Regions from separate parts of the Homo sapiens genome. Here region 2 is linked to region 1. A link is a contact called in ENCODE Hi-C or POLR2A ChIA-PET data. All regions are on one chromosome and are shown on one strand. Each heading gives the region's core, a stretch centred on a gene start or an enhancer-like site at or near the end of the contact. The rest is flanking DNA. Distances are from core to core; before and after follow the strand shown. Region 1 overlaps ERC1 (ELKS/RAB6-interacting/CAST family member 1). Region 2 holds the start of NINJ2-AS1 (NINJ2 antisense RNA 1).

What was found. Hi-C counts contacts between places; a loop is a spot of excess contacts on that map. ChIA-PET counts read pairs that join two places held with the same protein, here RNA polymerase II (POLR2A). Pooled maps may share reads with other maps.
Region 2: a loop to region 1 is called in a pooled map, with 4 times the contacts of the local background. The contact joins the promoter of NINJ2-AS1 here to the enhancer-like site in region 1. A Hi-C loop is called at or near these places in 2 of 37 single-sample maps with no recorded cell type and 3 of 50 pooled maps. POLR2A ChIA-PET finds 5 or more read pairs at or near these places in 1 of 52 experiments (endothelial cell of umbilical vein).

The regions. Positions count from the first base shown.
Region 1 is chr12:1,078,866-1,086,593 of GRCh38, forward strand. It overlaps ERC1 (ELKS/RAB6-interacting/CAST family member 1), which reads left to right. Exons shown (of 19, transcript NM_178040.4): 3 at 4,299-4,715. Among named protein-coding and RNA genes, the nearest start is that of ERC1, 92 kb to the left of the region's middle. Within about 2 kb of position 4,391, at least 8 of the 41 ENCODE cell types and tissues checked have a DNase peak (open chromatin) inside an H3K27ac peak, as active enhancers do.
Region 2 is chr12:627,244-634,971 of GRCh38, forward strand. It overlaps NINJ2-AS1 (NINJ2 antisense RNA 1), which reads left to right and starts at 3,648. Exons shown (of 5, transcript NR_122124.1): 1 at 3,648-3,742; 2 at 4,971-5,004; 3 at 5,266-5,373. The region is part of intron 1 of NINJ2 (ninjurin 2); the gene reads right to left. RefSeq lists silencers at 3,434-3,513, 3,574-3,673.

The DNA.
Region 1 (7,728 bases), core at 3,141-5,640:
AAAAGTCGATATACAAAGATACAGATAGAAATGATTTGTAATATGATAAAAGTCGATATACAAAGATACAGATAGAAATGATTTGTAATATGACAAAAGTCAATATACAAAGATACAGATAGAAATGATTTGTAATATGACAAGTCGATATACAGAGATACAGATAGAAATGATTTGTAATATGACAAAAGTCGATATACAGAGATACATATAGAAATGATTTGTAATATGACAAAAGTCGATATACAGAGATACATATAGAAATGATTTGTAATATGACAAGTCGATATACAGAGATACAGATAGAAATGATTTGTAATATGACAAAAGTCGATATACAGAGATACAGATAGAAATGATTTGTAATAAGACAAAAGTCGATATACAGAGATACAGATAGAAATGATTTGTAATACGACAAGTCGATATACAGAGATACAGATAGAAATGATTTGTAATATGACAAAAGTCGATATACAGAGATACAGATAGAAATGATTTGTAATATGACAAAAGTCGATATACAGAGATACAGATAGAAATGATTTGTAATATGACAAAAGTCGATATACAGAGATACAGATAGAAATGATTTGTAATATGACAAAAGTCGATATACAGAGATACAGATAGAAATGATTTGTAATATGACAAAAGTCGATATACAGAGATACAGATAGAAATGATTTGTAATATGACAAAAGTCGATATACAGAGATACAGATAGAAATGATTTGTAATATGACAAAAGTCGATATACAGAGATACAGATAGAAATGATTTGTAATATGACAAAAGTCGATATACAGAGATACAGATAGAAATGATTTGTAATATGACAAAAGTCGATATACAGAGATATAGACAGAAATGATTTGTAATATGACAAAAGTCGATATACAGAGATACAGATAGAAATGATTTGTAATATGACAAAAGTCGATATACAGAGATACAGATAGAAATGATTTGTAATATGACAAAAGTCGATATACAGAGATACAGATAGAAATGATTTGTAATATGACAAAAGTTGATATACAAAGATACATATAGAAATGATTTGTAATATGTATCAGAATTACAATTGTACATACTTTGTGATCCAGCAATTCCATCTTTGAGAGTTCCCAAGAAAAATGTGGATTCATGTGTAAAGATACATATGTGAAGGTGCATCTTACAATAGTGAAAAATGAGAACTAACCTAAAATATCCGTAAGTGGAATTTTATGACCAACATCTTCTCTCCAACCAATTTTTTTATTATGGTAAAATATATATAACATAAAATTTACCATCTTAACCATTTCGAAGTGTACAGTTTAGTGGCATTCAGTATATCCCATCTATCTCCAGAACTCTTTTCATCTTGACAGACTGAAACTGTATACCCATTAAACAATAACTCCTCGTTCTGTCCCACTCCTATGTCCTGGCAACCACTGTTCTAGTTCCTTCTTTATCAATTCGACTGCTCTAGATACCTCATGTCAATGGATACATATAGTGTTTGTCTTTTTGTGATTGGCTTATTTCACTTAGCACAACGTCTTGAAGGTTCATCTGTGTTGTAGCATGTGTAAGAATTTCTTTCCTTTTTAAGGCTGAAAATCATTAGCAGGTGATATGGTTTGGCTGTGTCTCCATTCAAATCTCAACTGGAATTGTATCTCTCAGAATTCCCACATGTTGTGGGAGGGCCATAGGAGGAGGTAATTGAATCATGGGGGCCAGTCTTTCCCATGCTATTCTCGTGATAGTGAGTAAGTCTCACGAGATCTGATGGGTTTATCAGGGGGTTCCGCTTTTGCTTCTTCCTGATTTTCTCTTGCTGCCGCCATGTAAGAAGTGCCTTTTGCCTCATACCGTGATTCTGAGGCTTCCTCAGCCATGTGGAACTGTAAGTCCAATTAAACAAGTGCCTTTTGCCTCATACCGTGATTCTGAGGCTTCCTTAGCCACGTGGATCTGTAAGTCCAATTAAACCTCTTTTTGTTTCCAGTTTTGGGTATGTCTTTATCAGCAGCGTGAAAACGAACTAATAGAGCAGCCACCTTATTTCCAAAAAAAAAAAAAGATTTTTTCAATGGATAATGCAGGTATTTATACCCTTATTTAAAGTATGAGGGATCTGAAACCCAGAAAGATGGTGACATGTCTAAATGTCATAACTAGTCAGCGTGAGAGTCAGAACTGAAACTCATGTTTTCTCATCACAGTTTCGTGTTCTTCCCAGTATGGTACACTGCTTAGGCCTTGAATACAAGGAATGATCTTTTATTGTTGCTTCTTCATTCCTAAAAATAAGATTTTTGATGTCACAGCCTTTTGGAATTCATTGTATAATGTGCTGGAATTTACATAACCATTCAGATTAAAGGTTCGTGTACCTTCTTTAGGGATAGAAGCTAAAGATCTACCCTCTCAAACATTTTAGTAGTTCATCTGCATTAACACCTTTATTTAATTAGCCACCCATGTTGTTACCGTCCCCTGTATAAAAAGCTTTGCATATTCTAACTTAAAAAAACTTTGCTATATTATTATCTTTGGGTATTACCAGTTTTGATTTCTGCAATCTGCTCTGTTTTTGCTACTAGAGGAGGAAAGCTGATTTGGAGTTTTCTTTTTTTCTTGGTTCTAGTTTTAGTGGGCTGCAAGGATTGCTTTGAATGCCAGCTCTATCACTTACTCTGTGATCTTGGACAAGTGCTTAAACCTCTCTAAGCCTCGTGCCCTCATTTATAAAATTAAATAATAGTACATGTGTTGGGTATCTAAAATAGTCAAATTCACAGAATCAAAGTGTGTAATGGTAGTTGCCGGGGGTAGGGGGAAATGGAGAGTTACTAATCAACAGGAATATAAACTTTTGGTTGAGATGAATAAACTCTACAGATTTGATGTATAACATTGTACCTGTAGTCAGCAGTAATGCATTGTACACTTAAAAGTTGTTAGGAAAGTAGATGTCATGTTAAGGGTTTTTACTACAGTAAAATAAAAAAAGAGTCCATGTGTCATAATGAAGATTAAATAACATAAAAAATGTGTGGTACAATCTGGCATATACAAACTACTTGTTAAATGTTAATATTTATTATTTAATGTTTATAATACTTAAAAGTCATTTTGTATTTCGCTGTCCTTCGGTTTTGCTTGTTTGTTTGTTTGTTTTGACACGGAGCCTTGCTCTGTCACCCAGGCTGGAGTGCAGTGGTGTGATCTTGGCTTACTGCAAACTCCACCTCCCAGTTCAAGCAATTCTTCTGCCTCAGCCTCCTGAGTAGCTGGGATTACAGGTTCGTGCCACCATGCCTGGCTAATTTTTCTATTTTTAGTGGAGACGGGGTTTTACCACGTTGGCCAGGCTGGTCTTGAACTCCTGACCTCGTGATGTGCCCGACTCGGCCTCCCAAAGTGCTAGGATTACAGGCGTGAACCACCGTGCCTGGCCAATTTTTGTATTTTTAGTAGAGATGGGGTTTTATCATGTTGGCCAGGCTGGTCTTGAACTCCTGGTGATCCGCCTGCCTCGGCCTCCCAAAGTGCTGGGATTATAGGTGTGAGCCCCCGCGCCTGGCCATCCTTTGTATTTTTTGATGAAAAAAAAAAATTTTTTTTTTTTTTTTTTTTTTAAGACAGAGTTTCACTCTTGTTGCCCAGGCTGGAGTGCAATGAGTGCAGTCTTGGCTCACTGCAATTCCCACCTCTCAAGTTCAAGCGATTCTCCTGTCTCAGCCTCCCGAGTAGCTCAGATTACAGGCACACGCCACCACGCCCGGCTAACTTTTGTATTTTAGTAGAGACAGGGTTTCATCATATTGGTCAGACTGGTCTTGAACTCCTGACCTCAGCTGATTTGCCCACCTTGGCCTCCCAAAGTGCTGGAATTACACAGGTGTGAGCCACCACGCCCGGCTGTTTTGATGAAATTTTTTGAAAGAATGTATTCATATTCCTGTAGATTTCCCATTTCCCACATTCCCTCAAATTTAGTTTCCGTGTTAATATCTTCTATTAATTTTGAACAGTGTCTTTATTGTAGTTTATGCAAAGTGAGGAGTGAGTGCCATACTTATTTTGCTTCCTGTTGAGAATAAACTGAAGTTAAATTACTGACATTTTGCATATTATCTCAATCATTTTTTAAGGACCTGTAAAACAGAATAAGGTGAATCCTAATTTGCTAGATGCAGATTTCTTGTAGCTATTTTTGATTCCTGCAGGCTGCTCTGATTTGCTACTTGAGGAGGAAAGCTGATTTGGGGGTTTTCTTTTTGTCTTGGTTCTAGCACATGCAGATGACAATCCAGGCTCTCCAGGATGAATTGCGGATCCAGAGGGACCTGAATCAGCTGTTTCAGCAGGATAGTAGCAGCAGGACTGGCGAACCTTGTGTAGCAGAGCTGACAGAGGAGAACTTTCAGAGGCTTCATGCTGAGCATGAGCGGCAGGCCAAAGAGCTGTTTCTTCTTCGAAAGACATTGGAGGAAATGGAGCTGCGTATTGAGACTCAAAAGCAGACCCTAAATGCTCGGGATGAATCCATTAAGAAGCTTCTGGAAATGTTGCAGAGCAAAGGACTTTCTGCCAAGGCTACCGAGGAAGACCATGAGAGAACAAGACGACTGGCAGAGGCAGAGATGCACGTTCATCACCTAGAAAGCCTTTTGGAGCAGAAGGAAAAAGAGAACAGTATGTTGAGAGAGGTATGTGACTACTTTTTTAGTTTTATGATTTGTTGGTTATCTTTTTTTTCACTGATTAATCAGCATCTTGGCCCCAGTGAATCTACGTGCTCTGCCGTGCTGGTGGAAGAGAATTTCATCCTTTGTATTTAAGTGCGTCACTGATTTCTGTTCTGATTTGCCCTGTTGTATGGGATGACATTGTCTGGTATGTATGCTGGCTCAGTGACTTTCTGGGTCTTTTCTCTCCTGCTCCCCTGATTTTGAGAGTTCATTTGTTGCTAAAGGGGTAAAAAATTCCTTGATTTTTCACTCATCTCTAGATCTGTTCATAGAGACAACAAACACAACAAAACCAGAATCAGAATAGCTAACCATTGCTTAATTTAAAAATATTAGTAAAAGAGAGTAAGCGGTTATCTCAGCTTATGTGTGCTTATAAAAGTCCTTGGCAGCAATAATGGATATTTGCCCTGTGGTTTCCATGGAAACTGTTGCCTTGCTGTAAAAGATACGTGATAAAAATCATTGGCTGCCATGGAGGCATAGCTGGAGAGAGTGATGTAGAGACACAGTGTTACTTATTTTTAGCTGACCTAGGTGACTACTGATAATTTTTTACTTTTCTAAATAATGTATCATTTTAAGAAGGCGTAAAGGAAGAAACCATCTTATATTGAATTAAAAAATTAATAGCCATAATAACTTTTCTATATATAGTTGGACTTCAGGTAATTTTCACTTTTGGGCAGGGGAAAATAAATCCCTAATCTGTGTTAGTATGAGTCTGAATAATTCCTTTTTAAATAAAATGTGAGGAAGGAGGTTTAAAAAATGGCGTATTCCCAAAGCAGCAAAATAATAATTTTTAAAAATACTTCTAAATTTGTAGGTTGTTCTATAATTTTTCCTTTTGTAAAAAGTCTGAAATCTTTTTTAACAGTGAGGGCATTTTTATTTTTGAAGTAGAACATCATTGTTTTTTAAAAACATGATGTTATTACACTGGAAATCCATTGTAGTAAAATTGGGAAATAGATTAACAAAAACTTATAACTCAAAGTATTGTTACCTAGTAGTAATTATTAACTTATGTATATGCTTCCAGTCATTTTTTTTTTATTTTAAATTTTTATTGTTTTTATTTTTAGAGATAGGGTCTCACTCTGTCACTCAGGCTGGAGTGCAGTGGCATGATCATGGCTCACTGCAGCCTTGAAATCCTGGGCTTAGGTGAGCCTTCTGCCTTAGCCTCCCTAGTAGGTAGGTCTACAGGTGCATGCCACCATGCATTGTTAATTTTTAAATTAAAAAAAAAATTTTGTAGAGACAGAGTCTCCCTATGTTGCCTAGGCTGGTCTTGAACTCCTGGCCTCAAGCAATCCTCCCTCCTTGGCTTCTGAAAGTGCTGACATTACAGGCAATATGCCTATGCCTGGCCCATTATTATTATTGTTGTTGTTGTTGTTGAAAGTGCTGAGATTACAGGCAATATGCCTATGCCTGGCCCATTATTATTATTATTGTTGTTGTTGTTGAAAGTGCTGAGATTACAGGCAATATGCCTATGCCTGGCCCATTATTATTATTATTGTTGTTGTTGTTGAAAGTGCTGAGATTACAGGCAATATGCCTATGCCTGGCCCATTATTATTATTATTGTTGTTGTTGAAAGTGCTGCGATTACAGGCAATATGCCTATGCCTGGCCCGTTATTATTATTATTGTTGTTGTTGTTGAAAGTGCTGAGATTACAGGCAATATGCCTATGCCTGGCCCATTATTATTATTATTGTTGTTGTTGTTGAAAGTGCTGAGATTACAGGCAATATGCCTATGCCTGGCCCATTATTATTATTATTGTTGTTGTTGAAAGTGCTGAGATTACAGGCAATATGCCTATGCCTGGCCCATTATTATTATTATTATTGTTGTTGTTGTTGAAAGTGCTGAGATTACAGGCAATATGCCTATGCCTGGCCCGTTATTATTATTATTGTTGTTGTTGTTGAAAGTGCTGAGATTACAGGCAATATGCCTATGCCTGGCCCATTATTATTATTATTGTTGTTGTTGTTGAAAGTGCTGAGATTACAGGCAATATGCCTATGCCTGGCCCATTATTATTATTGTTGTTTGTTGTTGTTGAAAGTGCTGAGATTACAGGCAATATGCCTATGCCTGGCCCATTATTATTATTATTGTTGTTGTTGTTGAAAGTGCTGAGATTACAGGCAATATGCCTATGCCTGGCCCATTATTATTATTATTGTTGTTGTTGTTGAAAGTGCTGAGATTACAGGCAATATGCCTATGCCTGGCCCATTATTATTATTATTGTTGTTGTTGAAAGTGCTGAGATTACAGGCAATATGCCTATGCCTGGCCCATTATTATTATTATTGTTGTTGTTGAAAGTGCTGAGATTACAGGCAATATGCCTATGCCTGGCCCATTATTATTATTATTGTTGTTGTTGAAAGTGCTGAGATTACAGGCAATATGCCTATGCCTGGCCCATTATTATTATTATTGTTGTTGTTGAAAGTGCTGAGATTACAGGCAATATGCCTATGCCTGGCCCATTATTATTATTATTGTTGTTGTTGAAAGTGCTGAGATTACAGGCAATATGCCTATGCCTGGCCCATTATTATTATTATTGTTGTTGTTGAAAGTGCTGAGATTACAGGCAATATGCCTATGCCTGGCCCGTTATTATTATTATTGTTGTTGTTGAAAGTGCTGAGATTACAGGCAATATGCCTATGCCTGGCCCGTTATTATTATTATTGTTGTTGTTGAAAGTGCTGAGATTACAGGCAATATGCCTATGCCTGGCCCGTTATTATTATTATTGTTGTTGTTGAAAGTGCTGAGATTACAGGCAATATGCCTATGCCTGGCCCATTATTATTATTATTGTTGTTGTTGAAAGTGCTGAGATTACAGGCAATATGCCTATGCCTGGCCCGTTATTATTATTATTGTTGTTGTTGAAAGTGCTGAGATTACAGGCAATATGCCTATGCCT
Region 2 (7,728 bases), core at 2,398-4,897, 450 kb before region 1:
AGAATTTTTATCATCCTTTTAGAATTGAAGCTTCTTGTTAGAAGATTCTGTCCTGTATTTTCATGGATGCCCCAACAGCCACCCTCCCTGCCTTGCAATCAAACAGGTGCTCAAATATTTTTTGAGAATATAATTAAGTACATTTCTACTTTCTAATTTCTAAATGAATGAAATAGAGAACTAGGAAACTTAGGACAGTAAGACTGATGTCAGCTGGGCAATCAGAGAAGGCTTCATGGAGGAGGTGAGACTGACGTAGCCCTTGACAAGTTCGATAGGATTTAGATGGATAAAGTGAAGCAAGGAAAATTCTAATTATTGGAGCCTCGAATGGGTTGGGTGTTCATGAGAGGCAGGGGCAGACTTCGTGGGTACAGCTGCAGCATACTGCACACACATTAAGGGTGGCACCTCTGTGCCCAGACCTGGGCTTAAGTGGAACCAGACTCGCCTGGGACAGACTTTGGGCGCAGTGACAGGAGCCCATCAGCTGCTCAAGAGACCCCTGCCAAAATCTCAACTGGAGCTGGGCACAGTGGCGCATGCCTGTAATCCCTGGGCACAGTGGTGCATGCCTGTAATCCCAGCTACTTGCGTGCCTGAGGCAGGAGAACCCGGGAAGTGGAGGTTGCAGTGAGCTGAAATTGGGCCACTGCACTCCAGCCTGAGCGATAGAGCGAGACTCCGTCTCAAAAAGAAAAAAAAAGTCTCAATCAGCTAGGCCAAGTCCTTCCTGTCCTGTCCCTGTCCCTGCCGCATCCTCCCCGCCCTGCCCCCGGCTCCTCTTTCACACCCTGTGCCAGACAGAAGGCCTGGGAGTGAAAAGACTGGCCATGGGGACAGAGAGCTGGATCCAAAGGTCAAGGCTGAGTTTGCCAGAGCCTGCAGGATCCCTGCACCGCTTTACTGGATCCCCAGGTTGAGCTGAGATGCTGCTCTGGGTGGAGAAGGGGCCATGAGCCTCTGGCAGGCCTCTGTGTCACACCTTTCCACCAGGGAAAACTGGGTGTGGATGTTTCCCCTTCGTATGTACTCTGAGATCTCTATGAGGAGTCTTCCTAGAGGGGAAGGGGGAAGCCTCCTCATAGAGATCTCAGAGTACATAGGAAGGAGCCAGGTCTTTCCGTTCTTCTGCGTCTCCTCACAGCGTCACCTACAAGGGTCTGGCACACAGTGGACACTCTTCCTGGCTTTTCTGGTACAGAGTGACCAACATAACAGTTAATAGCATTTCCTCATTTTACAGACAGGGAAAGCAAAAAACATAAGCATGGTAATGCATATATAATACGTGTCTATGGCAGAGGCATTCGAACCAGAATGACTCCATCTTGAATAGGGGCTGGTAAAATGAGGCTGAGACCTGCTAGGTGGCATTCCCAGGAGGTTAGGCATTCTTAGTCACAGGATGAGATAGGAGGTCAGCACAAGACACAGGTCACAAAGGCCCTGCTGATAAAGCAGGATGCAGTAAGGAAGCCTGCCAAAACCCACCAAAACCAAGATGGCAATGAAAGTGACCACTGGTTGTCCTCACTGCTCAGTATATGCCAATTATACATTAGCATGCTAAGAGACACTCCCACCAGCACCATGGCAGTTTACAAATGCCATGGCAACACCTGGAAATTATCCTATATGGTCTAAAAGAAGGAGGAGTCCTCAACTGGGGGAGGGGGAAAATCTCCATCTCCTTCCCAAAAAGCTCATGAATAACCCACCCCTTGTTTAGCATATGATCAAGAAATAACCATAAAAATAGCCAACCAGCAGCCCTCAGGGTTGCTTTGCCTATAGAGTAGCCATTCTCGTGTTTCTTTACTTGTCTAGCAAACTCGCTTTCACTTTACTTCATGGACTAGCCCAGAGTTCTTGTACAAGATCCGAAAAACCCTCTCTTGGGGTCTGGATCGGGACCCCTTTCTGGCAATGATACCCTCTTATTGTGGTAATTCATTTAATCCTCACAATGATCCTCTGAGGTAGGTGCCATTATTATCTTCATTTTACATGTGGGAAAACTGAAGCCGGAAGGATGAACAGCTTCCCAAGTTCACCGAAGGAGTAAGTGGTCCACAGGACTAGGAGCCTGGGATTTGCACCGAGGCAGTCTGGCTCTGTTCTCCATTGGCCACTGCGATGCCACCTGGGTGGAGGGAGCACAGGTCCAATGGCGGGGAGAGTACAGTACAACCCAGGATCCTGTCTTCCAGGTCTCTCCACGCAATTAACCTACTCAAAACTTCATGACAGTCCAGCAAGCTTGTCCAACCCACAGCCTGTGGGCCCCGTGCAGCCCAGGACGGCTTTGAACGCGGCCCAAAACAAATTCGTAAATTGTCTTAAAACATTATGAGTTCTTGGTTGGGCATGGTGGCTCACGCCTGTAATCCCAGCACTTTGGGAGGCCGAGGCAGGTGGATCACCTGAGGTCAGGAGTTTGAGACCAGCCTGACCAACATGGAGAAACCTCGTCTCTACTAAAAATGCAAAATTAACCAGGCCTGGTGGCGCATGCCTGTAATCCCAGCTACTCAGGAGACTGAGGCAGGAGAATCACTTGAACCTGGGAGGCAGAGGTTGTGGTGAGCCGAGATCGTGCCGTTGCACTCCAGCCTCGGCGACAAGAGCAAAACTCAAAAAAAAAAAAAAAATATATATATATATATATATATATATGAAGTTTCTTTGCGATTTTTTAAAAGTGTATCAGCCATTGTTAGTGTTGCTGTATTTTATGTGTGGGGCAAGACAATTCTTCCAATGTGGCCCAGGGAAACAAAACAATTGGACACCCTGGATGATGAAAAAGAGCACTCTTCAGCCCCTGCTGTCACCAAAGCCCCACCTCAGTTCTTGCCCTTAGGTAACGCCAAGATAGCAAAATGGAATTTTACCAAACCGCTCTTAGGTTCCTTCCCCAGGAGACCAGAAATGCCCTGGGGACTGCCTGCCTTTGAGGCAAATTTTTTTTCCTTTTTAAAGAAAGTGGTAAACATCTGAAAATAGAGTTTTTGAAAGAAAGTGACTCTTCAGTTGTAATTATAGCAGAGAGGGTCATTGCTTTCTATCAGCAAGAAAGCTGCTTCTATTTTTTTTTATTCTCTTTTTCTTGGTTTTTTGTTTTGTTTTGTTTTGTTTTGTTTTTTGAGACGGAGTCTCGCTGAGTTGCCCAGGCTGGAGTGCAGTGGTGTGATCTCGGCTCACTGCAAGCTCCATCTCCCGGGTTCAAGCGATTCTCCTGCCTCAGCCTCCCGAGTAGCTGGGACTGCAGGCTCCGGCCACCACGCCTGGCTAATTTTTTTTGTATTTTTAGCACAGACGGAGTTTCACCATGTTGACAGGCTGGTCTCGAACTCCTGGCCTCAGGTGATCTGCCCGCCTCGGCCCCCCAAAATGCTGGGATCACAGGCGTGAGCCACCGCTCCCCGCCGCTGCTTCTAAATACAGCCTGTATAATGCAAATCCCCAAAGAGGGCCAGCCTCTGGCCCCATTCAGCTTCCTCCCTCAGAGGCTGGGTGCGTGCGCCCTGGGCGGGGCGGCGGGCTCCCTCCGGAGAGGCCCCAGCCCGGCCTCGTGCCCCTCCCCAGCAGGCTTCCGGCCCTGCGCACAGACCCAAATGGCGCGGGAGGAGGAAGAAGGGGTCAGCTTCAAGCCTGACGTTCTAGGGGGGAGCCGCTTCTTAAGTACGTGCTAGGATCAAGGGTGCATTTGCAAACTTTTCAAAATGCCTTAGAGGAGGTAGGAGTCAAGCCCTTGGGATCTGGAGGGGAAGGAGGAGAGTCAGTTAAACCGCAGAAAGGTTGGTGGGGAGTGGGCTCAGTAATGGCCCCTGTCACAGCCTCGGGCCGGGACTCGCCAGCTCATTTTCTATTTCTAACTCAATGCCAGGCACTGAGCACTGTGCTCAACCTAGTAATTTGGAGACGGAGGTGGATATGCATATAACAGAACAGGATGCTCTCCGGACAAACGTTCTGAAGGAAAAGCAAACGGAAGATCCTCCCGCCTCTGCTGGGCAGTCTCTAATGACCCCTGGGGTATGTTCCAGACATGCGTGGGCATCTGCGAATTTACTCACCTGAGAGCTGCCTCTACCTTTTTTTGTTAAATTTTTATTTATTTATTTATTTATTTTGAGACGGAGTCTCCCTCTGTCACCAGGCGGGAGTGCAGTGGCGTGATCTCTGCTCAATGCAACCTCCGCCTCCCGGGCTCAAGCGATTCTGCTGCCTCAGCCTCCCGAGTAGCTGGGAGTACAGGCGCGCGCCACCACGCCCAGCTAATTTTTATATTTTTAGTACAGACGGGGTTTCACCATGTTGGCCAGGATGGTTTCTATCTCTTGACCTCGTGATCCGCCTGCCTCGGCCTCCAAAGTGCTGGGATTACAGGCGTGAGCCACCGCGCCTGGCCTGCCTCTACCTCTGATCCCTGGGATCAGAAATGAGAAATGCAAAGATTGTCCCTGTGTTATGTGTGTACTGTTTGTAATTGTAATTCACAATCCCCTTTCTTGCTCCTCACCCCATATTCAATTAAGAGAGAAAGGTGAAAAACACAAAGCACAAAATGTTTCCAGGAAACTATCTGAAACTCCTGGAAGGCTAGATTTAGGTATAAACAGAGTAGAACTCCAGATTTCTGCAATGCTCCTTAGGGGCTGAGCTTCCTGCATGCCCTTGACAATTAGAGGAGTTTTTTTTAATACTTCAAAATTATTCCAGAAAGGCATGCAGATGAGAAGATAACCAGGTTATGAGGAAGCCCAAGGTATTTGGTAAGGATGCTCAAGTTTTGGGGAAGGTCAGCTGAAATAGCAATTTGTGGGTGGACTATTAGCAGGGAGTTGACTGGAGAATTAATCAGACGTTGAAGGGACATGGGGGACCCGGGAGGATGAAGTCTGAACTCGGGCTCAGGATATGGAAAAAGATTGAGTAAAGCTGAGATTCCTGTGTGCTTAAAGTCCTAACCAGCCCCAGGGTGTCTGAGGCACGCTGGTAAGTAGAATCAGAGATTCCATTCAGCAAAAGCAGACAGGAAAACAAATCTCTTTTCTTTGTTTGTCCTGGTTGAAAACCAAACACGGTAGCCGTTTGATGAAATTCCAGTGTCAGGAGTGTTTGGGCAGGGAAGGGAGGGTAAAATTGCAGCTAGCCTCTGACCACAGGGAAATCAGCCTAACGGCTCCATTCAGGCCATTCTTCAGCCCTGCACTCTGGAATGTTCACAGGGTGTCTGTGCATCTCCCCTGATTCCAGCCCACAGGACACTTGCTCTCTCTTTCTTGTGACCCCAACATGTCAGCTGGCAAGACTCAACATTCCTGTCTGGGACTGAGCAGCTTGAACCACTTGTATGAGTCACAGGTAATTTTCAGCAGTGTGAGAAAACACTGAATGAAGAGAAGTACTAGGTCCTGAGGAGGCTTAGCTCTGGGGTAATGGAGATGGGGGTGGGGGTGGAGAGAGGGTTCTAAAGGTCAACTGCAATGTCCCCCAGTTTTCATGTATCTTCATCAACATAGACAAATCCCAGCGGATCTAAGCTTTTGAAAACTTGACCTTTTGTAAAAATGAGGAAACTGAAGTTATAGCCCTTTCTGGAGTGTGGAAGCTTTGGAAACATCGCACCACAGTGAAGCAAGCCGGGGAGGGTGCCAGCCCAAACCAGAACCAAGTGTGGGCATTTCATGCCATGAACACAAAAGGTTAGTGGGCCGGGTTGAGCTTGGGCAAGATCTCACAAGATCTTAGATCCAGTGTATTTTCTGTCAGTAGATTTCAATCAGAAAGGTCGTGAAATATACCTCAGCCTGGCATTGGGCTTGGGGCAAAGATCTAGGACTTTCTTTTCCAGGGAAGTTCTCTGAGAACTGAATCAATTCCTGCCCTCTAATCTATCTTGCATCCCTTCCTGAACCAACCTCCCTAAAACTGTGCCCCACTCCTCCATTAAAAAAAAACAAGGCCGGGCGCGGTGGCTCACACCTGTAATCCTAGCTCTTTGGGAGGCCGAGGTGGATGGATCACCTGAAGTCAGCAGTTCAAGACCAACTTGGCCAACATGGTGAAACCCTGTCTCTACTAAAAATACAAAAATTAGCCAGACATGGTGGCACGTGCCTGTAATCCCAGCTACCCGGGTTGCTGAGGCAGGCGAATCACTGGTTCCACCAGGAGGTGGACGCTGCAGTGAGCCGAGATGGTGCCACTGCATTCCAGCCTGGGCAACAGAAAGAGACTGTCTCCAAAAAAAAAAAATCATGTCATTTAAAAACTTCTGAGGCTGGGCCCAGTGGCCCATGCCCGTAATCCCAGCACTTTGGGAGGCTGAGGCAGGCAGATCACTTGAGGCCAGGAGTTCAAGACCAGCCTGGCCAACACGGCAAAATCCCGTCTCTACTAAAATACAAAAATTAGCTGAGCGTGGTGCCACATGCCTGTAGTCCCAGCTACTCAGGAGGCTGAGGCAGGAGAATCATTTGAACCCAGGAGGTGGAGGTTGCAGTGAGCCAAGACTGCCCCACTGCACTCTATCCTGGGTAACAGAGTGAGATTGTGTAAAAAAAACAAACCACTTTAGAGTTTTCCACTGTCTGCTAAATCAAGTACACATTCCTTTGCCTGGTTATTTAAAAATCCCCCATAATTCGGCCCCACCCCACCTATCCAGTTGTGCTTTCCCCCACACACACCGTCTGATCTGGTCAGAAAGGCCTTTGCACTGTCCCAGATAGCTTACTCATTCCTGCCTGTTTCATTCCCAGTTTTCTCCACATTCATTCCTGAATCTGAATTTATTCTTCTTTAACAAAACCAAAAGACCCTACCTTAGGATATTTGGCCAACTACTTCAGTTTGCATTTCTCCTTCTCCAAGTAATTACCAAGTCACGCCTTGATATATATACCTCCCCCAATAGACTATAAGCCACCATGAGTTCAGCACAACTTATGTAAGTTATAGTGCCTCACATAAGTTGTGCTCACTAAATAAATGTTGATTAGTTGCAGTTCTTTTTTTTTTTTTTTTTTTTTTTTTGCACTGTCTCCCGGGCTGGAGTACAATGGCACGATCTCGGCTCACTGCAACCTCCGCCTCCCAGGTTCACACGATTCTCCTGCCTCAGCCCCCCTAGTAGCTGGGATTACTGGCGCCCACCACCACAGCCGGCTAATTTTTTGTATTTTTAGTAGAGACGGAATTTCACCATGTTGGCCAGAATGGTCTTGAACTTCTGACCTCGTGATCCGCCTGCTTCGGCCTCCTAAAGTGCTGGGATTACAGGCATGGGCCACCGCGCCCGGCCTAGTTGCAGTTCTTTTTCTTCTGCAGTAAAGGCCAAACACACACAAAATCAGTCTCCTCCCAATCCTGACTTGCATCCTCTAAGTTTAGTAGCACAGAGAGAAAATGTAGAGAATGGTCGTACCCAAGATATTAAGGGGGGATGAGTTCAAGACAAAATAAAATGTTTGCCCAACGCTGACATTTTAAATGCTCATCTGAAAATTGGCACCTCCAGAATGTTGCCCTCTTCAGAGCATTCAGACCCAGGGCACCATAACATTAAATTCCTTTGTGTTTAAGACATTTCCTCTTAATTCTCTTTCTCTTTGAGGGAATGGTATAAGTACAAGAGGTTGGAAGAAACCATACACTTCTTTTTTAAAAAATAGAGACAGGAGCTGGTCATGTTGCCCAGGCCAGTCTAGAATTCTT